2 separate regions of the Homo sapiens genome follow, and region 2 is linked to region 1. The links are chromatin loops, found by intact Hi-C in ENCODE. Cell type or tissue: OCI-LY7. All regions are shown on one strand. Links, peaks and the distances in the headings refer to the core of each region. The heading gives the core; the rest is flanking DNA.

Region 1 (11,635 bases), core at 2,598-6,597:
TGCCACCATGCCCGGCTAATTTTTGTATTTTTAGTAGAAACAGGGTTTCACCATGTTGGTCAGGCTGGTCTCGAGCTCCTGACCTCATGATCCGCCCTCCTCGGCCTCCCAAAGTGCTGGGATTACAGGCATGAGCCCCTGCACCTGGCCTACCTCTACTTCTAAAGCTCCCCATCAACCAAGAAGAAAGTTCCCAAATAAGGTGAGAGTCAGAAGGGACAGTAACAGGGCAGTGTGATGGAGAAGTCTTTGAATTTTTAAATTTAAATTTAAATTTTTAGAGACAAGGTCTTACTTTGTCATCAAGGCTAGAGTGCAATGGCGTAAACATGGCTAACTGCAACCTCGACCTCTTCGACTTGCTGGGCTTAAGTGATCCCCCTTCCTCAGAGCCCCGAGTAGCTGGGACCACAGGCACATGCCATCATACCCGGCTCATTTTTGTATTTTTAGTAGAGACAGGGTTTCGCCATATTGCCCAGGCTAGTCTCAAACCCCTGAGCTCGAGCAATCCACCTGCTTTGGCCTCACAAAGTGTTGGGATTATAGGTGTGAGCCACCATCCCCGACACAAATTTTTAAAATAACAGAATATATTACTTGAAAAATTAGGCCCACCCGCCCGCCCTCCCTCCCTTCTTTTTCCTTTTTTTTTCTTTTTTCTTTTCTTTTTTTTTTTTTTTTTGAGATGGAGTCTCGCTCTGTCACCCAGGCTGGGGTGCAGTGGAGCGATCTCGGCTCAGTGCCAGCTCTGCCTCCTGGGTTCACGCCATTCTCCTGCCTCAGCCTCCCAAGTAGTTGGGACTACAGGCGCCCGCCACCACGCCCGGCTAATTTTTTTTTTATTTATTTTTAGTAGAGACGGGGTTTCACCATGTTAGCCAGGATGGTCTCGATCTCCTGACCTCGTGATCCACCCACCTTGGCCTCCCAAAATGCTGGGATTACAGGCTTGAGCCACCGCGCCTGGCCCTTCCTTCCTCCCTTCCTCCCTCCCTCCCTCCCTTCCTTCCTTCCTTTCTTTCTCCTTCCTTCCTTCTTTCCTTCCTTCCTTCCTTTCTTTCTCCTTCCTTCCTTCTTTCTCTCTTTCTTCTTTTCTTTCTGATGGAGTCTTGCTCTGTCACCCAGGCTGGAGTGCAGCGGCACAATCTTGGCTCACTGCACCCTCTACCTCCCAGGTTCAAGCAGTTCTCCTGCCTCAGCCTCCAGAGTAGCTGAGATTGATTACAGGTGCCTACCATCATGCCCGGCTAATTTTTTGTATTTTTAGTAGAGATGAGGTTTCACCATATTGGCCAGGCTGGTCTCCAACTCCTGAGCTCAAGCAATCCACCTGCCTCGGCCTCCCAAAGTGCTGGGATTACAGGCGTGAGTCATTGTGCCCAGCCTGGTTTTCCTTTAAGAGCAAGTTTTAGAGTCAAAGTGACCCAGGGCCATTCATAAAGTGCCTAGCCTGGCACATGGGCGTACCACATGGTCAGCAAGACTTTAAATTAGCAATAGCAGCAAACACTTATGTAATGCTCACCATGTATCTGGTGTTGTTTTAAGCACTTAAGTCAGATTATCTCATTTAATTCTCACAACAACTCAATGAAGTTTTATTTTTTTATTTTAATTATTATGTTATTGTTTTATTTTTGAGATGGAGTCACACTCTTTCGCCCAGGCTGGAGTGCAGTGGCACCATCTTGGCTCACTGTAACCTCCAGCTCCCAGGTTCAAGCGATTCTCCAACCTCAGCCTCCTAAGTAGCTCGGATTACAGGTGTGTGCCACTGCACCCAGCCTAATTTTTATTATTTTTTTATTTTTAGCTTTTGAGACAAGATCTCACTCTGTTGCCCAGAAGTACGACAGAGAGCACTTCTAGGCTGGAGTGCAATGGTGGCTCTATCAGCGCTCACTGCAGCCTTGACCTCCTGGGCTCAAGTGATCCTCCCACCCCCGGCTCTTGAGTAGCTGGGACAACAGGCACAGGCACCACCATGCCAAGCTAATTTGTGTGTGTGTGTGTGTGTGTGTGTGTGTGTGTGTGTGTGTGTGTGTAGACTGGGTCTCACCAAGTTGCCCAGGCAGGTCTTGAATTCCTGGGCTCAAGCAATCTACCCACCTTGATCTCCCACAGGGCTGAGATTACAAGCATGGGCCACTGTGCCCAGCCATATTTTTAATTTTTATTTTTTCTTTCTGAAAACACTGTGGTGACTTATTAATGAAGTTTTATTACCTCCATTTTGCAAATGAAATAAGAGAGGAATGAACTAGCTTAAGATCATACAGCTAATAAACAGCAGAACCAGGATTTGAACCCAGGGTGTTGGACTCTAAAGTTCAAGCCCTTGAACGCTACTCTATGGTAAATGGTAGCTATGACTGATGGTTACACCTGGGAACGTTGCACTTCTTTCAGCACTGGTAAAAATGAGGCTACTAAAAAAAGTCAATAGAACATATAGGTTACCACATCAGTCTCGCCAGCTGGGAGATCCTGGCTATTTGTTTATTTCAGCCGTAATTATAGTGCTGTGCTAAGCCCTGAGGCATAGTGGAGGATAAAACAGACCAGAGACCAGGTGGCTTCCTCAAGAAAACTAATCAGGTCATTCAGAGACAGGACTAGAACACCAGGCCTCCTGACTTTTGCTACTATAGGAATGTTTACAAAGTAGTTTTGAATGTACATTAGATAAGCAGATCCCAAAGAGTAGTCTAGGGACACATAGGGACCTAAGGGTTTTCAAGGTCAAAACTATTTCTGTAACAATGCTAAGACATTTTCCCTCTCATTCTCCCATGAGTGCACAGTGGTGTTTTCTAGGGGCTACATGACATGTAAAATTGCAATGGGCTGAAGAAGCAGATATGAGAATCTAGCTGTCTTCTATTAAGCCAGACAGTAAAGAGATCTGCAAAAATGTAAAACAATGCCATCCTTCTGTGATTTTTTGCTTTGGGAAATAGTTATTCTTCACAATTAAAAATGTGGTATGTTGGCTGGGCGCGGTGGCTCACGCCTGTAATCCCAGCACTTAGGGAGGCCAAGGTGGGTGGATCACTTTAGGTTGGGAGTTCGAGACTAGCCTGACCAACATGGAGAAACCCCGTCTCTACTAAAAATACAAAATTAGGCCAGGCATGGTGGCTCACGCCTGTAATCCCAGCACTTTGGGAGGCTGAGGTGGGTGGATCATAAGGTCAGGAGATCGAGACCATCCTGGCTAACACGGTGAAACCCCGTCTCTACTAAAAATACAAAAAATTAAAAAAAAAAAAAATTAGCCAGGCGTGGTGGCGGGCGGCTGTAGTCCCAGCTACTTGGGAGGCTGAGGCAGGAGAATGGTGTGAACCCAGGAGGCGGAGCTTGCAGTGAGCTGAGATCGCACCACTGCACTCCAGCCTGGGCGACAGTGAGACTCCATCTCAAAAAAAAAAAAAAAAAAAAAATTTGCTGGGCGCTGTGGCTTATGCCTGTAATCCCAGCTACTTGGGAGGCTGAGGCGGGAGAATCACTTGAACTCAGGAGGCAGAGGTTGTGGTGGGCCAAGATCACGCCATTGCACTCCAGTCTGGGCAACAAGAGCGAAACTCTGTCTCAAAACCAACAACAACAACAACAAAAAGTGATGTGTTAATATGTAAGGAGTTTATACTGCTATTTTAAAATAATTACATTTTTAATTTTTTAAAAATTTCATATTTTATTTATTTATTATTATTATTATTTTTTTGAGACAGAGTCTCACCCCGTTGCCTGGGCTGGAGTGCAGTGGTGCGATCTCATCTCACCGCAACCTCCACCTCACGGGTTCAAGTAATTATCATGCCTCAGCCTCCTAAGTAGCTGGGAATACAGGCACGCACCACCATGCTTGGCTAATTTTTGTATTTTTAGTACAGACGGGGGTTTTCCAAGAAGATTATGGAAAAAAGAATGATATGATATGGTGATTCTCCAACTTTCTGCTCTTGGGAACCCTTTACACTATTAAAGGGACTCCAAAGGGATTTGATTATGTAAATTAGAGCTATCTATATTCACTATATTCAAAATTAAAACTGAGTTGTTTTGTTTTGAGATGGAGTCTCACTCTGTCACCCAGGCTGGAGTGCAGTGGCACAATCCCGGCTCATTGCAACCTCTGCCTCCCAGGCTCAAGTGATTCTCGTGCCTCAGCCTCCTGAGCAGTTGAGATTCCAGGCACGCGCCACCACGTCTGGCTAATTTTTGTATTTTTAGTAGAGACGGGGTTTCTGCATGTTGGCCAGGCTGGTCTCGAACTCCCGCCCTAAAGTGATTGGCCCACCTTGGCCTCCCAAAGTGCTAGGATTACAGGCATGAGCTACCACGCCCCGCCGATAATTAAAACTGGAGCGGTGGCCCATGCCTGTAATCCCAGCACTTTGGGAGGCCAAGGCAAGCCAATCACTTGAGGTCAGGAGTTCGAGACCAGCCTGGCCAACGTGGGGAAACCCCATCTCTACTAAAAATACCAAAATTAGCCTGCCATGGTGGCACGCACCTGTAATCCCAGCTACTCGAGAGGCTGAGGCATGAGAATTGCTTGAACCCTGGAAGTGGAAGTTGCAGTGAGCCAAGATGGGCCATTGCACTCCAGCCTGGGCAACTCCATCTCAAAAAAAAAAAAAAAAAAGGAAAAGAAAAAAGAAACACATGGGGGCGCTCTCGCCACAAACTGCAGAGAAAAATGATCTTAAAACCAAGGACATTGGAGGGCCTTGGATGCCTGGGTGGCTGCTATTACAACACTTTTCTGATCACATTGTCACCAATTCTGGTCTTTCCCCTTAGGTTACAGGTAGTGATAGGGATGGTTGGGAAATGTAGCTAATTTCACCTTCCTGTAAGCTTTGTTTTCCATGAATTATTTTGCATCTTGGTGTATTGATGTAATTTCTTGGCTATAACTCCCACAAGTTCATAAAAGGTAATGTGAGGCCCTATGACACCCATCTCTGGCCTTTCAGGCTATGCTTCTGAAAGCATCTGTGGAGTGTTGGGAAGGAAACTGGCTTTGGCATCCAAAGACTAGGCACCAGGTCTCAGCTTCACCACTTCCTGGCTGTGTGACCTTTCACCTCTCTGAGCCTCATTATCTCACCACTAAGAGAAGGACGGTAATAGCTGCCCTCACAGAATTATTGTGAAGAGCAGATGAGCAGTAAAATGGCTTTGTCAACTGTAAAGTACTGTAGGAAGGTCTATATTTGTTATGACACTGGCCTGTGGAAATATGTAAATAAGTAAATATCTAATATGTGGTTTTTAAAGATGCTGATTCTTTGCTGTCCTAATTCCCTATTGTTGCAGAAATTTCATTTTACCTCTCAAGAGGTTTTTCTGGTATCTGGACTTTAAAAAATACAGGGCTGAGCTTTTGGCCAGGGTGATGTTGGTAGTGACCCGATTGTCTGGAAAGTCTTTCTGTGCACCAGCCCGTTAGAGTGCCAGAAATCCCACCATTGGCAATCTGCTGCTTTACATTCTTCTTATAAAACATCAACATCTCCTCTTCTTCTTTTCTTTCTTCCCTCCTTCCAAAGCCTTTTCCACTGGCTTGCTGATTCCTTAAATTCTACTTTCAGATCACTGAGTGATCTTGGCTCACTGCAACCTCCACCTCCAGGGTTCAATCAATTCTCCTGCCTCAGCCTCCCAAGTAGCTGGGATTACAGGCGCCTGCCACCATGGCTGGTGAATTTTTTTATTTTGCATTTTATTAGAGATGGGGTCACCATGTCGGCCAGGCTGGTTTCAAACTCCTGACCTCAAGTGATCCGGCTGCCTCGGCCTTCCCAAGTGCCAGGATCACAGGCGTGAGCCACTGCGCCCTGCCTACTTTCAGGCACTTTGATTTGGTCTAAGACTTCAGCTCCCAGCTAAAACTGCTTCTAGCTCTAAGGAAAACCAATACTGGGGCCTGGTGCATATATATATATATATATATATATATATATATATATATATATATATATATATATATATATTTAATATATAATATATATATATAACTTTTAAAAAAATATATATATATATAAATGTAACAAGGTATAGACATTTTGGAAAACAGTTTGGCAATTTCTTTTTTGAGATGGCGTCTTTCTCTGTCACCCAGGCTGCAGTGCAGTGGCATGATCTCGATTCACTGCAACCTCTGCCTCCCAGGTTCAAGTGATTCTCCTGTCTCAGCCTCCTGAGTTGCTGGGATTACAGGGGTGCACCACCACATCCGGTTAATTTTTGTATTTTTAGTAGAAGCAGGGTTTCACCTTGTTGGCCAGGCTGGTCTCGAGCTCCTGACCTCGTGATCCTCCCGCCTTGGCCTCCCAAAGTGCTGGGATCACAAGCATAAGCCACCGCGCCCGGCCTGCAATTTCTTATAAGACTAAACATGCAATTATCATATAACCCAGCAACTGTATTCTTGTGCATTTATCCCAGATAAATTAAAATTTAAGTTCACACAAAAACTTGCAGAGAAATGTTGTTTTTTGTGTTTTTGAGATGGTGTCTCGCTCTGTCTCCCAGGCTGGAGTGCAGTGGCACCATCTCGGCTCACTGCAAGCTCCGCCTCCCGGGTTCACGCCTTCTCCTGCCTCAGCCTCCCAAGTAGCTGGGACTATAGGCGCTCGCCACCACGCCCGACTAATTTTTTGTATTTTTAGTACAGACGGGGTTTCACCATGTTAGCCAGGATGGTCTTGATCTCCTGTCCTCGTGATCCGCCCACCTCGGCCTCCCAAAGTGGTGGGATTACAGGCGTGAGCCACTGCGCCCGGCCTGAGAAATGTTTATGGCAGCTTTATTTGTAACAACAAAATACTGGAAACAACCCTTCAGTGGGAGAATGGTTGACCAAACTCTGGTACATCCATACCATGGAATACTCCCCAGCAATAGCAAAGAATGAACTACTGATACATGCAGCAACCTAGATGGACATCAAGAGTGTTATGCTTAGTGAAAAAAAGCCAGTGTCAAAAGATTACATACTGTGTGATTCCATTTACATAACATCTCAAAGTGACACAACTATAGAGATGGAGAGCAGATTAGTGGTTGCCAGAGGACGAAGACGGGGTGAGGAGCTGGGAGAGGGTGAGGGTGGCTGAGAATACAAAGAGGTAGCATGAGGCTGTGATTTCGAGGTGATGGAATGATTCTGTATCTTAACTGTGGTGCTGGTTACACAGATTTGTACATAGGATAAAACTAGAACTACATACATACAAATGAATGCAGTTTTTAAAAATGGTAAAAACTGAGTAAGGTCTGTAGACTGGCTAATAGTAATACACAAAGAGCAATGTCAGTTTTCTGGTTTAGATGTTATACTATGGCTATATAAGATTTCACCATTGGGGATGGGTGTGGTGGCTCATGCCTATAATCCCAGCACTTTGGGAAGTCAAGGCAGGCAGATCACCTGAGGTCAGGAGTTCAAGACCAGCCTGGCCAACACGGCGAAATCCCATCTCTACTAAAAACACAAAAATTAGCTGGGTGTGGTGGCGCATGCCTGTAGTCCCAGCTATTTGGGAGGCTGAGGAAGGAGAATCACTTGAACCTGGGAGGTAGAGGTTGCAGTGAGCCAAGATCACGCCACTACACTCCAGCCTGGGCAACAGAGCAAGACTCCATCTCAAAAAAAAGAAAAAAAAAAAATCTCACCATTGGGGAAGCTGGGTGACTGATATGTGAATCCCTGTGTGCTGCTCTAACACTTGCCTTTGAGTGTGTAATTATTTCAAAACAAAGAGCTTAAAATTTGGGTGGGGGAAGTACCTAGGTGAGACCTCTCCACCATTGTCCAATGTGTTTATTGCAAGGATTCCCCCGCTGCAGAGTGGGATGCCACGTTGCCAACATCCTGCAGCTTGGAGCTGGGGTTGATGTTTATGTGGACTTTTCAGGTACCTGTGGAGGATGGTGGGGGCAGGAATACCTGATGAGTGGATGGAAGGAGAGAGAAAAGAAGTGGCAACTGTAGACAGATGAGTCAGGTATGGCACCAAGGACCAGCCTGAACATGCCTGAAAATCAGCCCATATGCCGAACGGAATAGGAGGGACTTGGGTCTCTGACTCCTAAGACAAAGACCTCTCCTTTTATTGAATTATGTGGTTTTCCAAATCTTTCTGTGATTATGCTTAGGGGATATTTTGAAGACTGCACAGTCCTGGAACCCTTCTCTTTAGTTGATCCTGATTATACAGGGAATGTTTGTGTCCTTCCAAATTCATATATTACAATCCTTACCCCAAAGGTGATGGTATTAGGAGGTGGGGTATTTGGGAGGTGATTGGGTGATGAGAGTGGAGCCCTTATGATAGGGATTAGTGCCTTTATCAAAGAGACCTCCAAGAGATAGCTAGCCCCTTGTACCATGTCAGGACACAGCAACAAGGCACCCTCTATGAATCAGGAAGAGGGCCCTCACCAGACACCAAATCTGCCAGCACTTTGTTCTTGGACCTCCCAGCATCCAGAGCTATAAGAAATAAATGTCTGTTGTTTATAAGGCACCCAATTTATGGTATTTTGTTTCAGCAGTCCAAACAGACTACGATAGTCTTTTTTTTTTTTTTGAGATGGAATTTCACTCTTGTTGCCCAGGCTGCAGTGCAATGGCACGATCTCGGCTCACCGCAACCTCCGCCTCCTGGGTTCAAGCGATTCTCCCGCCTCTGCCTCCCGAGTAGTTGGGATTACAGGCATGCACCACCATGCCCAGCTAATTTTGTATTTTTAGTAGAGATGGGGTTTCTCCATGTTGGTCAGGCTGGTCTGGAACTCCCGACCTAAAGTAATCCACCTGCCTCGGCCTCCCAAAGTGCTGGGATTACAGGCATGAGCCACTGCGCCCGGCCTTAAGATAGTCTTTTAAAAAACTTTAAAATAGTGCATTAAATATACAGAACACTTCTGCTTCTGGCCAAGATGAGATACCAGGGACCAGATATATTCTCCCAAGTGAAACAATAGAAAAAACTGGACAAAATCTATGAAACAATGGTTTTCTGATATTGGACCTCACCAGTGCAGGACAGTGATTCCCGAGAGAGGGGAAACAAATGAGGTGAGTCTTATGATTGCCCGCCCGCCCCCCACCTTGCTGCCTGGAACGAGTTTCTGAGCTGCGGCATGTGGAAGGGAGCTGCATTAAGAGGGTTGGGGCCGGGCACCGTGGCTCACACCCAGGTGGAGCCTGATGGACTTCTGGAGCTGAGCAGCTGGAGCTGAGAGTCCAGGGAGGCCGCAGATGGCTGGAGTTCAGGGCAGAGTATTGGAGAGGAGAGAGCTGCAGAGAGCTCTGCAGAGAGCTCCCTCTTCACTGATCAGCACATGTGTGTAAGGAAGCTTCCTGAGGCTGGGGAAGAATCACCTGAAAGGACCAGAGGAAAAAATCACTACAGTTCACATGGCGACAGGAGTACTCTGTGTTCCCACCAGGCAGAGTAGAAAACCTCTTAATTCCAGGGGGATTGGGTACAGTCCTCAGAAGTGTATTGTTTCAGTAGTGGGACAAAATAAGCCCCAGAATAAAGGCTGCTCTGGTCTCACCTAACAACCTCAAAGTCTGGCCAGGCACAGTGGCTCACGCCTGTAATCCCAGCACTTTGGGAGGCGGAGGCGTGGGGATCACTTGAGGTCAGGAGGTCAAGACCAGCCTGGCCAATGTGGCGAAACCCCGTCTCTACTAAAAATACAAAAATTAGCCAGGCGTGGTGGCAGGCACCTGTAATCCCAGCTACTCAGGAGGCTGAGGGAGGAGAATTGCTTGAACCCAGGAGGTGGAGGTTGCAGTGAGCTGAGATCATGCCACTGCACTCTAGCCTGGGTGACAGAGTGAGAATCCATCTCAAAAAAAAAAAAAAAAAAAAAAAAAAAGCCCGGGCACGGTGGCTCACGCCTGTAATCCCAGCACTTTGGGAGGCCGAGGTGGGCGGATCACGAGGTCAGGAGATCGAGACCACGGTGAAACCCCGTCTCTACTAAAGATACAAAAAAATAGCCAGGCGCGGTGGCGGCGCATGTAGTCCCAGCTACTCGGGAGGCTGAGGCAGGAGAATGGTGTGAACCTGGGAGGCAGAGTTTGCAGTGAGCTGAGATCGCACCACTGCACTCCAGCCTGGGTGACAGAGTGAGACTCCGTCTCAAAAAAAAAAAAAAAAAAAAAGACTCAAAGTAAACCTCAAAAGGATCAAACTGTTTCCAAGTAACCTTAAGTATCCCATAACACATTTCAAGAATATTCATAGGAACACGAAAATATCTAGCACCCGAAGAGGTGCAATTCACAATGTCTGGCATCATCAAATTAAAAATTACTAGGTATGCAAAGAGGAAAGTAAATAAGACCTAAAATGAAAAGAAAAATAAATTAATAGAAACAAACTGAGAAATGATACAGATGATAGAATTAATAGAAAAGGGATGTCATGATATCCTGGTTGGGCTAAAAAAAAAAAAAAAGAAGAAAGAAAAAGAAAAAAACAGAAAAGGGAATTAAATGTTACTGTAACTATACAGTATCCCACATGGTCAAACAGGTAAAAGAAAGATTAAGTATGATAAGTAGAGACATGGAAGATTTTGTAGATATGGGCAGGAGAGGGGGAGTCTTGTTATGTTGCCCAGGCTGGTCTTGAACTCCCGGCTTCAAGCAATCCTCTCACCTTGGCCTCTTAAATTGCTGGGATTACATGCGTGAGCCACCATGCCCAGCCTGGACGTGGAAGACTTTTCAAAGACCCAAATCAAACTTCTAGAAATTAAAACAACATGTAAAATGAAAAATACCCTTGCTAGGAGTGACAGCAGGTTAGATACTGCCAATGAAAAGATTGGTGAACTTGAAGGCATAGCAATAGAAAGTATCCAAAATGAAATGGATTTAAAAAAAAAAGATTTAAAAATAGTTACAGAGCATCAGGGAGCTTTGCAACAACTTCAAGCAGCCCAATATATATGTAAATGAAGTCCCCAAAGGAGGCAGAGGGAAAGGAAAGATAAAAAATATTTAAATAAATAATGGCCAATTTTTTTTCAAGCTTGATGAAAACTGTACTCCTACGGATCCAAAAACTTCAACAGACCACAAGCACTAAAATCCATGAACCTAACTTTGAAACCACACTAGGAAGCGAAGAGACAGCTTATCCCAGAGCTACAGCATGCATAATCAACTTTCCTCTGTACAAAGTTGTCTGTGTTCCTGCCTGGAACCACCCAGCAGAACAGAAGTGATGGAACTGCATGGTCCAAAGGAAAACTCCGAGGAGCTGGGTTTGGGTTCCAATTCTGCTTCAGTTAGCCCTTGAGGAATATTAAGGGGGTTGGGGCTGGGCACAGTGGCTCATACCTATAATCCCAGCACTTTGGGAAGCCAAGGCAGGTGGATCGCCTGAGGTCAGGAGTTCGAGACCAGCCTGACCAACATGGTGAAACCCCATCTCTACTAAAAATACAAAAATTAGCTGGTTGTGGTGGCAGGCGCCTGTAATCCCAGCTACTTGGGAGGCTGAGGCAGGAAAATCGCTTCAATCTGGGAGGCTGAGGTTGCAGTGAGCCAAGATCGCGCCACTGCACTCTAGCCTGGGCAACAGAGCGA
Region 2 (11,635 bases), core at 2,790-6,789, 170 kb after region 1:
TCACAAAAAATCACATATGATTCCATGTACATGAGACATGAAGAATAGAAAAACCTACAAAGACAAAAAGTAGGCCAGGCGCGGTGGCTCACGCGTGTAATCCCAGCACTTGGAGAGGCCAAGGCGGGTGGATTACCTGAGCTCAGGAGTTCAAGACCAGCCTGGGCAACATAGTGAGACCTAGTCTCTACAAAAAACAAACAAAACTAGCTGGGTATGGTGGTGCATGCCTGTGGTTCCAGCTACTTTGGCCGCTGAGGCAGGAGAATCACTTGAACCCAGGAAGCAGAGGTTGCAATGAGCTAAGATGGAGCTGCACTCCAGCCTGAGTGACAGAGTGACACCCTGCCTCAGAAAGAGAGAGAAGAAGAAGAAAGAAGAAGGAGGAGACCTGAGGTCAGGAGTTCAAGACAAGCCTGGCCAACATGGTGAAACCCCATCTCTACTAAAAATACAAAAATCAGCCAGGCATGGTGGTGCATGCCTGTAATCCCAGCTACTCGGGAGGCTGAGGCAGGAGAATTGCTTGAACCCGGGAGGTGGAGGTTGCAGTGAGCAGAGATGGCGCCACTGCACTCCAGCCTGGGTGACAGAGCGAGACTCCATCTCAAAAAAAAAAAAAAAAAGGAATGAAGTTGGACCCCTAACTCACAACATATACAAAATTTGACTCAGAAATGAATCAAAGATCTAAATATATGAGCTAAAACTATACAACTTTTAGGAAAAAGCATAGACATAAGTCTTTGTGACCTTATATTAGGCAACAATTTCTTACTTTTTTTTTTTTTTTTTTTTTGAGACAAGGTCTCATCTGTCGCCCAGGCTGGAGTGCAGTGGTGTGAACAAAACTCACGGCAGCCTCGACCTCCTGGGATCAAGCAATCCTCCTGCCTCAGCCTCCTGTGTAGCTGGGACTACAGGCACTTGCCTGCCACCATGCTTAGTTAATTTTTAAATTTCTTATAGAGACAGGTTCTTCCTGTGTTGCTCAGGCTGGTCTTGAACTCCTGGCCTCAAGTGATCCTCCTGCCTCACCTCTCAAAGTAATAATTTCTTAAATATGACACCAGAAGCACAAGTAACAAAAGGAAGAAAATAGATAAATTGGACTTCATTAAAATCAAAAGCTTTTTTTTTTTTTTTTTTTGAGATGGAGTCTCTCTCTGCTGCCAGGCTGGAGTGCGGTGGCACAATCTCGGCTCACTGCAACCTCCACTTCCCAGGTTCAAGTGGTTCTGCTGCCTCAGCCTCCCAAGTAGCTGGGACTACAGGCGCTTGCCACCACGCCAGGCTACTTTTTGTATTTGGAGTTTCACCATGTTGGCCAGGATGGTCTCGATCTCTTGACCTCATAATCCACCCGCCTCAGCCTCCCAAAGTGCTGGGATTACAGGCGTGAGCCACCACACCCAGCCTAAAATTAAAAACTTCTTTGTTGCAAAGGACATCATCAAGAAAGTAAAAAACCAACCTACAGCTAATTGTTTGATTTTTTTTATAGAGACGAAGTCTCACTATGTTCCCCAGGTTGATCTTAAACTCCTGGGTTCAAGTGATCCTCCTGGCTTGGCCTCCCAAAGTACTGAGATTATAAGTGTGAGCCACCATGCCCAACCTATATGATCTCACTTACATAAAATATCCAGAATAGGCAAATTTATAGAGATTCATGGTTATTTAAGGTTGTTGGGGAGGGGAGAAGACTGCTAATGGACACAGAGTCTTATGGGGGTGTGATTAAAATATTCTAAAAGTGATATGGTGATGGTTCCCGGGTATTCTTATTTAGCAATCAGTTCAACCCTTCACATTAACAAGTTAAAGGAAAAACCCATGTGACCATCTCCATAGATACAGGAAAAACACTTGAAAAATTCAACACTCATTCACGGTTTTTAGAAACCTGATAGCTAAATAAGAATACACAGGAATTACTTTCCACAGCAAATATCAAACTTAATGGTGAAACTTTAGAAATGAGAGAAGGACATCCAGTATCATTCCTACAAATCAACATCGTATTAGTGATCCCGGACAAAGCAATAAAACAAGGAATAAGAAAAAAGCCCCTGCCAGTCTGTTTCGAACTTATGCAATTAACTACAATGCTGTCCTGAACAAGTGCCATTTATTTATCAGACATTTATTGGGCATCTACCCTGTTCCAAGGTGGGGTCATAACTACTGCTCCCTCCTTGTCAAGGGTGTTTACCTGCCTTAAGAAATTGCTTCCTCTTTCCCTGGGTGGCCAAGGCCTGGCAGGTGTGCGTCTGCAGCAGGATTCTTTTTTTTTTTTTTTTTTTTTGAGACAAGGTCTCACTCTGTCACCCAGGCTGGAGTGCAGTGGCACAATCTCGGCTCACTGCAAACTCTGCCTCCCAGGTTCACGCCATTCTCCTGCCTCAGCCTCAGCTACTGCCTCAGCCTCCCGAGTAGCTGGGACTACAGGCGCCCACCACCACGCCTGGCTAATTTTTTGTATTTTTAGTAGAGACGGGGTTTCACCGTGTTAGTCAGGATGGTCTCGAACTCCTGACCTTGTGATCCGCCTGCCTTGGCCTCCCAAAGTGCTGGGATTACAGGTGTGAGCCACTGTGCCCGGCCGCAGCAGGATTCTTGAGGTGCCTCAAGCTCTGAGTTGCAGCAGGGATAGAAAACCAGACCTTTCGGGGGTTCTAACTGAGAGTTTCAAAGTGCTCAACAGTGTGACAATACTTTTTTGTTTTGTATATTAAGCTGTTTACTTTGCTTGTAGATCCTTCCACAGATCCTGGAAGAGAGAACAGGTAATGAAACTGAACTTTGGAAAATCTAAGATACTGAGAACCATAAAAAGAACCAAAAGGGCTCTTCACTCATTTGTTCATTTGTTTCACAAAACTTTTCCTTTTTTTTTTTTTTTTTTTTTTGAGACAGAGTCTTGCTATGTTGCTCAGGCTAGAGTGCAGTGGCACGATCTTGGCTCACTGCAACCTCCACCTCCAGGGTTCAAGAAATTCTCGTGCCTCAGCCTCCTGAGTAGCTGGGACTACAGGCGCCCACCACCACACCCGGCTAATTTTTGTATTTTTAGTAGAGGTGGGGTTTTGCCATGTTGGACAGGTTGGTCTCAAACTCCTGACCTCAAGTGATCTGCTTGCCTCTGCCTCCCAAGCAGGAGGGATTACAGGCATGAGCCACTGAGCCCGGCCCACAAACCTTTTTTGAGCATCTACTATGCGCCTGCCTCTACCTGGTGCTAGGGAAACCATGCCCCCTCATTTTATGGAGCTTACAGCCAATTCTAATTCAAACCACATAAAGCTTATGGATTTGAACATATATTTAGACAAACACCTTTGAGCCTCTATGTGCTGGCTGGGTAGATCCCAAACTTTAGCGCTCATCAGAATCAGAGGGCTTGTTAGAGTACAGCTTGCTGGGCTCCATCCCTAGAATTTCTGATTCAGTAGGTCACAGGTGGGACCTAAAAATGGACATTTCTGGGCTGGGCGTGGTGGCTCATGCCTGTAATCCCAGCACTTTGGGAGGCCAAGGCAGGCAGCTCACCTGAAGTGGGGAGTTCGAGACCAGTCTGACCAACATGGAGAAACCCTGTCTCTACTAAAAATACAAAATTAGCCGGGTGTGGTGGCGTATGCCTGTAATCCCAGCTACTTGAGAGGCTGAGGCCAGAGAATTGCTTGAACCTGGGAGGCGGCGGTTGCGGTGAGCTGAGATTGTGTCATTGCACTCCAGCCTGGGCAACAAGAGTGAAACTCCATCTGAAAAAAAAAAAAAAAAAAAAAAAAAAAAAAAAAGGGCATCTCTAACAAGCTCCAAGGTGATGTTGAGAATACTGGTCAGGAGGACCACCGCACCAGATAACATGCAATGCCCACACTGGGATTCAGACATTGCAAAATGTAAAAAAGAAAGAAAACAATCCTTATTCTTGAGGAGCTCACAGCCCAGTGGATTCACTCACTTGCTCATTCATTTATTCAACAAATTAGGGCCTCGTGTGCATAACATCATTTAGCTTCCGGCCAAGCGTGGTAGCTCACACCTGTAATCCCAGCACTTTGGGAGGCAGATGGATCACTTAAGCCCATGTGTTTGAGACCAGCCTGGACAACATAGTGAAACCCCATCTCTACAAAAAATACAAAAAATTAGCCAGGCATGGTGGTGGCCTGTAGTCCCAGCCCTTTGAGAGGCTGAGCTGGAAGGATCACCTGAGCCCAGAAGGTCTAGGGTGCAGTGAGTCATAAGCATGCCACTGTACTCCAGCCTGGGCAACAGAGTGAGACCCCATCTCAAACAACCAAAAAAAAAAAACCACAAACAAACAAACAACAACAACAAAATCATTTATTAGGTTGGTGCAAAAGTAATTGCGGTTTTTGCCATTAAAAGTTATGGCTAAATGGTTTCTGGCAAAACCCTATAAAGTAGGTATTGTTATTAGCCCCATGTTTACAAATGAGGAAATTGAGACTCAGAGAGGTTGGGCAATGTGTACAAAGTCACACAACATGTGATAGAGCCCAGGCCATGCAGCCCCAGGAAACCCTACTCTTAACCTCTAGCCAAACTTCATGTCTTATAAATATGTCGTTTAATAAAGTGTTATAAATGCCACCATCAAGGAAGAATAGAATGCTCTGGGAGCTCGGATGGGCTCCATCTATGGAAAGATGGACTCAGAGAGGGTTGGGGATGGGGCCTGAAGGAGATGCTTGCCTAAGGAAAGAAGGGGAGAAGGCTGCACAGCAGGCAGAAGGAGCTGTTTGGGAAAAGGCCAGGTGGCTCCATGGTTAAAATATGTAGAACAGGGCCAAGTGTGGTGGCTCACGCCTACAATCCCAGCACTTTGGGAGGCTGAGGCGGGAGGATTGCCTGAGCTCAGGAGTTCACCACCAGCCTGGGCAACACGGTGAAACCCCGTCTCTACTAAAATACAAAAAATTAGCCAGGCGTGGCGGCGTGTGCCTGTAGTCCCAGCTACTCAGGAGGCTGAGGCAAGAGAATCGCTTGAAACAAGTGACCACAGCAAAGGGTGACCAGCAGGATGCCCAGTGTATCTGTTGGCTAGTGGTTGTGTTGACCCAGTTATGGCCACACACCCCTTCCTGGAGCGTGTAGTCCCTCAATTAAAGGGATCCCTGACCACTCGAACTGTTTGCCCCGTCAGCGCTAGCTAGGCCTCTGCCCAGGCAGGTTATTTTCCCAGCATGGGGACCACTGCCCTCTGCTGGCCACTCTGCCAAATGCAGAAATTGGGAAAAGCTACCTTTTATTGAGATCTCTTTAGTGACCAGGTTTTATTCTATGCAATCTTTTCAAAAACCTTATAGAATAGGCATTATTATTGCCAGTGAGGCTCAAAGAGGTGAATTTACTTATGTGAGGTCACACAGCTAGTAAGGGTGAGCAAGAGAGGCACTTCACCTGCCTCACCCTAGTCCCGGTCCTGGTGATACAACCAGACTGCAACGTGGCCATCTAAGCTCCAAGGGCCATGCTTGTGACTTCCATGTGGTCCAGCCTCCTAACTGGCATTATGGGGGCTCCATTCTGACCTTTAAGATTTTCTGTGTGTGTACACTGCCAGATTCTGGGGAAACAAAGACACAGTCTTTTGCCCACAAACAGTTTGACTAGTGGTCCCTCAAATATAAACTGTGAGAAGACACCTGGCTTCAGGAGCAGCAAAGAAAGCACGATTTGCATGTGTGTGTATTTGGTATTCTAAGGAAACAGGCCCTTGGGGAAGCCTGTAGGCAGTGTCCCAGCCACAGGGAATCCTCTTCCCAGACAATGCGTGCCCTAAGGCCAGCAATCCCCTATCCCACCACCACTACTAGGCTGTACTTTCAGGTCCCTGGGACAAGCCTGATCCTGTTATTTCTTTCTTTTCTTCTTCTTTTTTTTGAGATGGAGACTCGTTCTGTCGCCCAGGCTGGAGTGCAATGGCACGACCTGGGCTCACTGCAACCTCTGCCTCCCGGGTTCAAGCGATTCTCCTGCCTCAGCCTCCCAAGTAGCTGGGACTACAGGTGCCCGCCACACGCCCAGCTAAGTTTTGTATTTTTAGTAGAGACAGGGTTTCACCATATTGGCCAGGCTGGTCTCGAACTCCTGACCTTGTGATCTGTCCGCCTCAGCCTCCCAAAGTGCTGGGATTACAGGCGTGAGCTACTGCTCCTGGCCCCTTTTTTTTTTCTTTTCTTTTTCTTTTTTTTGAGATAGGGTCTACCTCTGTTGCCCAGACTGAAGTGCAGTGGCACAATCACAGCTCACTGCAGCATCGACTTCCCGGGTCCAGGTCATCCTCCTATCTCAGCCTCTCAAGTAGCTGGGACTATAGATGCACACCACCATGCCTGGCTAATTTTTGTATTTTTTTTAAGAGATGGGGTCTCGCTAAGTTGCCCAGGCTGCTCTCAAACTCCTGGGCTCAAGCCATCCTCCTGCCTCAGCTTCCCAAAGTTTTGGGATTACAGGTATGAGCCTGGCCTCATTATTTCTCTACTTACACAAATCTTCCTCATGGTCTGAGCCCTTTGAGGACCACCACCTTCCCTTGAGCTCTGTAACCCTGGCAGGGCCACCAGCCACCAGGTTCCTTGGAGGTACTAGGGAAGCTTTTGTGGATAAATAACCATGAACTTGCAATACAGTTGATCTGCTGTCACTTCTGACGTGATTGTTATTGTCAGGAAAATGCTCACCAGTGTGAAGTTCATTCATTCCTTTGACCCAGACATACCCACCACTTCTCATGTTGCCAGCTTTTTTTTTGAGACAGAGTCTTGCTCTGTTGCCCAGACTGGAGTGCAGTGGCACAATCTTGGCTCACTGCAACCTCCACCTCCTGGGTTCAAGCGATTCTCATGCCTCAGCCTCTCGAGTAGCCAGGACTATAGGCACACGCCACCAAGCCCAGCTAATTTTTTTTTTTTTTTTAAGTAGAGATGGGGTTTCACCAGGCTGGTCTTGAACTCCTGACCTCAAGTGAACCGCTGTCCTCTGCCTCCCAAAGTGCTGGGATTATAGGCGTGAGCCACCGCGCCCGGCTGCCAGCACCTTTTTTCCAAGTGTCCAAGGCAGTAGTTTCCCCTAAAACCAATTCACAAGTTTTTATTGAGCACCTACTAGGAAGCCAAAACACAGGGGGAGGAAAATTTTAGAGGTAGAGCTTCAGGCCTTTTATTAAGAACCTGCAATTGTCCTAATTGGAATTGTCCTAAGCCTGTTACTCTTCACATCACCCCAGTGGGGAGGGGAAGATGAATCCTTTTATAGATGAGAAAGCAGCTCGGAGAGGGATAGGGACATATCCAGAATCACAGAGTAAGAGGCAGAGCTGAGATTTGAAGCCAGGTCTAGCCTGATGACAACATCTCAGCTTCTGTGCCTGTGGTTCTCAAAGTGTACTCCCCAGACCAGCAGCATCAGAATTACCTGGGTAGTTGTTAGAAATGCAGATGACTGGCCAGGCATGGTGGCTCACGCCTGTAATCCCAGCAATTCAGGAGGCCGAGATGGGCGGATCACCTGAGGTCAGGAATTCGAGACAAGCCTGGCCAACATGGTGAAACCCTGTCTCTACTAAAAATACCAAAAATTAGCCAGGTGCAGTGGCGGGCACCTGTAATCCCAGCTACTCAGGAGGCTGAGACAGGAGAGAATCACTTGAACTCGGGAGGTGGAGGTTGCAGTGAGCCGAGATCGCACCATTGCACCCCAGCCTGGGCGACAGAGCTAGGCTCTGTCTTAAAAAAAAAAAAAAGAAATGCAGATGACCAGGTCCCATCCCACATCAACTGAATCTGAAATTCTGGATGTTGGCCCCAGGAGTCTGCATTTTAATAAGTCCTCCAGGTGATTCAGATGCACACTCAAGTGTGAGAACTGCTGACCTATGCTGAGGTGGACTCCATGGTCCAGGTGCCCACGCTTAGATGGGAACGACCCCCAACTGGTACATACACAAATGACTCCCATCAAGACAAATTCCACAGTAGCAACAGTGGAGGGAGACTCATTCTGGGGGTTCTGAAAAGGTTTCATGGAAGAGGCAACATTTGAACTTGACCATAATCAATGGAAGGACTTTCAAGATCATAAATGGAAGAAAAGGGCTTTCAGGTAGAGTGGAAGCAAGGAAGCCAGAAAGTACCTGTTCATAAAATGGGAATATAGGTCAATTCATGACATGCTTTGCCTGCTAGGCTGAGAGATCTTGCCCTTATCCTGGAAGCAGTGGGGATCCCTGATCCCTGGTAGCTTTTTTTTTTTTTTTTTTTTTTGAGACAGAGTCTCGCTCTGTCTCCCAGGCTGGAGTGCAGTGGCGCGATCTTGGCTCACTGCAAGCTCCACCTCCCGGGTTCACGCCATTCTCCTGCCTCAGCCTCCCGAGTAGCTGGGACTACAGGCTCCCGCCATCAGGCCCGGCTAATTTTTTTTTTATTTTTAGTAGAGATGGGGTTTCACCATGTTAGCCAGGATGGTCTTGATCTCCTGACCTCGTGATCTGCCCGCCTCGGCCTCCCAAAGTGCTGGGATTACAGGTGTAAGCCACTGCGCCCGGCCCCCTGGTAGCTTTTTGAGCACAGGTATACTCATAGCTCAAAGTCCCTATATGTCATTGCCCAACAACAGTGTTTTTTTTGTTGTCGTTTTTTTGGGTTTTGTGTTTTTTTGAGATGGAGTCTCGTTCTGTCGTCCAGGCTGGAGTGCAGTGGCACGATCTCAGCTCACTGCAACTTCTGCCTCCTTGGTTCAAACAATTCTCTGCCTCAGCCTCCTGAGTAGCTGGAATTACAGCTACTCAGCCGAGCTGCCATCACGCTCGGCTAATTTTTTTGTATTTTTAATAGAGACGGGTCTTCACCATCTTGGCCAGGCTGGTCTTGAACTCCTGACCTCATGATCCACCCGCCTCAGCCTCCCAAAGTGCTGGGATTACAGGCATGAGCCACTGCACCTGGCCAACAGTGTTTTCTTACTTACCCATCACAGTAGGCAGAATAATGCCCCACTCCCAAAAGATATCCAATGTCCTAATCCCCCGAACCTGTGAATATGTGATATTACATGGCAAGGGAAAATTAAGATTACAGGTGATAAGATAGCTAATCAGCTGACCCTGAAATGGGTGATTATCTTGGATTATCTAGGTAGACCTAACATAATCATCATCCTGACTGGTCACAGTGGCTCATGCCTGTAATCTTAGCATTTTGGGAGGCTGAGGCAGGTGGATCATCTGAGGCTAGGAGTTCGAGACCAGCCTGACCAACATGGTGAAACCTGGTCCCTACTAAAAATACAAAAAAATTTAGCCGAGCATGGTGGTGTGCGCTTGTAATCCCAGCGACTCAGGAGGCTGAGGCACGAGAATTGCTTCAGCCTGGGAGGTGGAGGTTGCAGTGAGCCAAGATCACACCACTGCACTCCAGCCTGGGTGACAATTTGAGACTCTGTCTCAAATAATCATCATCATCATCATCATCATCATCATCATCATCATAGTCTTTTTGTTTTTTGAGACAGGATCTCATTCTGTCGCCCAGGCTGGAGTGCAGTGGTGCAGTCACAGTTCATTGCAGCCTCAACCTCCCTTGGCCCAGGTGATCCTCCTGCCTCAGCCTCCCGAGTAGTTGGGACTACAGGTGTGTGCCACCACACCCAGCAAATTTTTTGTAGAGATGGAGTTTTGCCATGTTGCCCAGGCTGATCTTGAACTCCTGGGCTCAGGTGATTTGCCTACCTCAGTATCCCAAAGTTCTGGGATTACAAGCGTGAGCTACCACACCTGGCCAATAGCAGTTTAAATTGGGTGGTCAGGATAAGCCTCCCTGAGATGGTAGCATTTGGGCTAAGACTTGGCAGAAAGAAGTGAGAACACTGGCCATGTGGATATCTGTGGGAAGACCATGCCAGGCAGGAGGAGCAGCCAGTGCAAAGGTCCTGGGGCACAAGTGTGCCAAGTATATTCAAGGAACACTAAGGAAGTCAATGTGACTGGAGCAGGGGAGGAGAGGGAGAGTGAGAAGGGATGAGGTCAGAGGAAGGCAGATTAGGTAAGACCTTCAGGCCATGCAAGGCTTGGCTTTTGGCTTGAGTGAGAGGCATTAGAGGGTTTTGCAGAGTGCAATGACATGATCTGGTATCAGAGTCACTTGCTGCTCAGTTGAGAATAGGCTGTAGGCCGGGCATGGTGGCTCACACCTGTAATCCTAGCACTCTGAAAGGCCAAGATGGGTGGATCACTTGAGGTCAGGAGTTCAAGACCAGCCTGGCCAACATGGCGAAGCCCCATCTCTACTAAAAATAGAAAAATTAGCTGGGCATGGTGGCACATGCCTGTAATTCCAGCTACTTGGAAGGATGAGGCATGAGAATTGCTTGAAGTTGGGAGGTTGCAGTGAGCCAAGATTTTGCCACTGCACTACAACTTGGGCAACAGAGCGAGACCCTCTCTCTCAAAAAAAAAAAAAAAAAAGAAAAAAGAAAAAAGAATAGGCTGTAGAGCAGCCAGGGTGGAAGCAGAGAGCACAATGAAGGCTCCTGCAGTGATCCGGGCAAGAGATCACAATGGCTTGGACCAGGCCACTAGCGGTGCAGTGATGAGGAGTGGCGTTCTAGATATATTTTAGGGATAGAGCCAATGGATTTCATGATGTGGGGTGTGAGAGAAAGAGAAGAGTCAAGAATGTTCATCCTGAACGCTAGAAAATGGAAGTTGTGGGCTGGGCGCAGTGGCTCATACCTGTAATCCCAGCACTTTGGGAGGCTGAGGCTGGCGGATCACGAGGTCAGGAGTTCAAGACCAGCATGACCAACATGGTGAAACACTGTCTCTACTAAAAAATACAAAAATTAGCCGGGCATGGTGGCGCACACCTGTAATCCCAGATATTCGGGAGGCTAAGGCAGGAGAATTGCTTGAACCCGGGAGGCGGAGGTTGCAGTGAGCCGAGATTATGCCATTGCACTCCAGCCTGGGCAGCACAGTGAGACTCTGTCTCAAAAAAAAAAAAAAAAGAAGAAGAAGAAAATGGAAGTTGCCACCAGTTTAGATGAGGAAGAGGTGTGTGCATGTGCATGTGCGTGCGTGTGTGCATGTGTGTATGCATAGGTACTTTGGGTAGGGAAGCCAGGAATTCAGCTTTGCATAGGTTAAGTTCAAGATGGCCCCTTAGACTTCCAGGCAGACGTGTCTGGAGGCAGTTGGATATAGTAATCTGCAGGTCAAGGGAGAGGGTCCAGGCTGGAGTTACAAGTTGGGAATCACCAGGATCTAGATGATATTTAAAGCCATGGGACTGGGTGGAATCCCAAGGGAGTGAGCATGGAGAGTGGAGAGGAGTCCTCAGTGCTGAGAAATCAGAAAGAAGAGGAGGAACAAACCAAGGAGTTCAAGAAGGAGCCACCAGTACGAGAGGAAGAAAATCAAAGCAGTGTGGTGTCTTGAGGCCAAGTAAAGAAATGGGGGAGACATTAGGCAGCTGCTGGAGGGGCTGCAGGATGAGGACTGAGCACTGACCTCTGGGTTCAGCAGGTGGGGGGGTCATGGTGGCCTTGATGAGAGCAGTTCAGTGGCTGGTGGGAGCAAAATTCTGATCAGGCAGAGTTTAAG

What was found. Hi-C counts contacts between places; a loop is a spot of excess contacts. Peaks named below come from ENCODE experiments on the same cell type or tissue, not always from the same donor. Only the 100,000 strongest peaks of a DNase experiment are listed, where the experiment ranks them.
Region 2: a loop joins it to region 1, with 9 times the contacts of the local background. A loop is called at or near these places in 5 of 110 quality-filtered maps.

What each region holds. Positions count from the first base shown.
Region 1 is chr1:23,658,484-23,670,118 of GRCh38, reverse strand. No RefSeq gene overlaps it. Among named protein-coding and RNA genes, the nearest start is that of RPL11, 28 kb to the left of the region's middle. In OCI-LY7, for the core only: CTCF peaks have their summits at 4,494 and 4,693; DNase peaks (open chromatin) are centred at 4,718 and 5,068; H3K4me3 peaks cover 190 bases; H3K27ac peaks cover 1,751 bases.
Region 2 is chr1:23,490,844-23,502,478 of GRCh38, reverse strand. No RefSeq gene overlaps it. Among named protein-coding and RNA genes, the nearest start is that of ASAP3, 12 kb to the right of the region's middle. In OCI-LY7, for the core only: a CTCF peak has its summit at 5,250 (motif pointing left); a DNase peak (open chromatin) is centred at 5,218.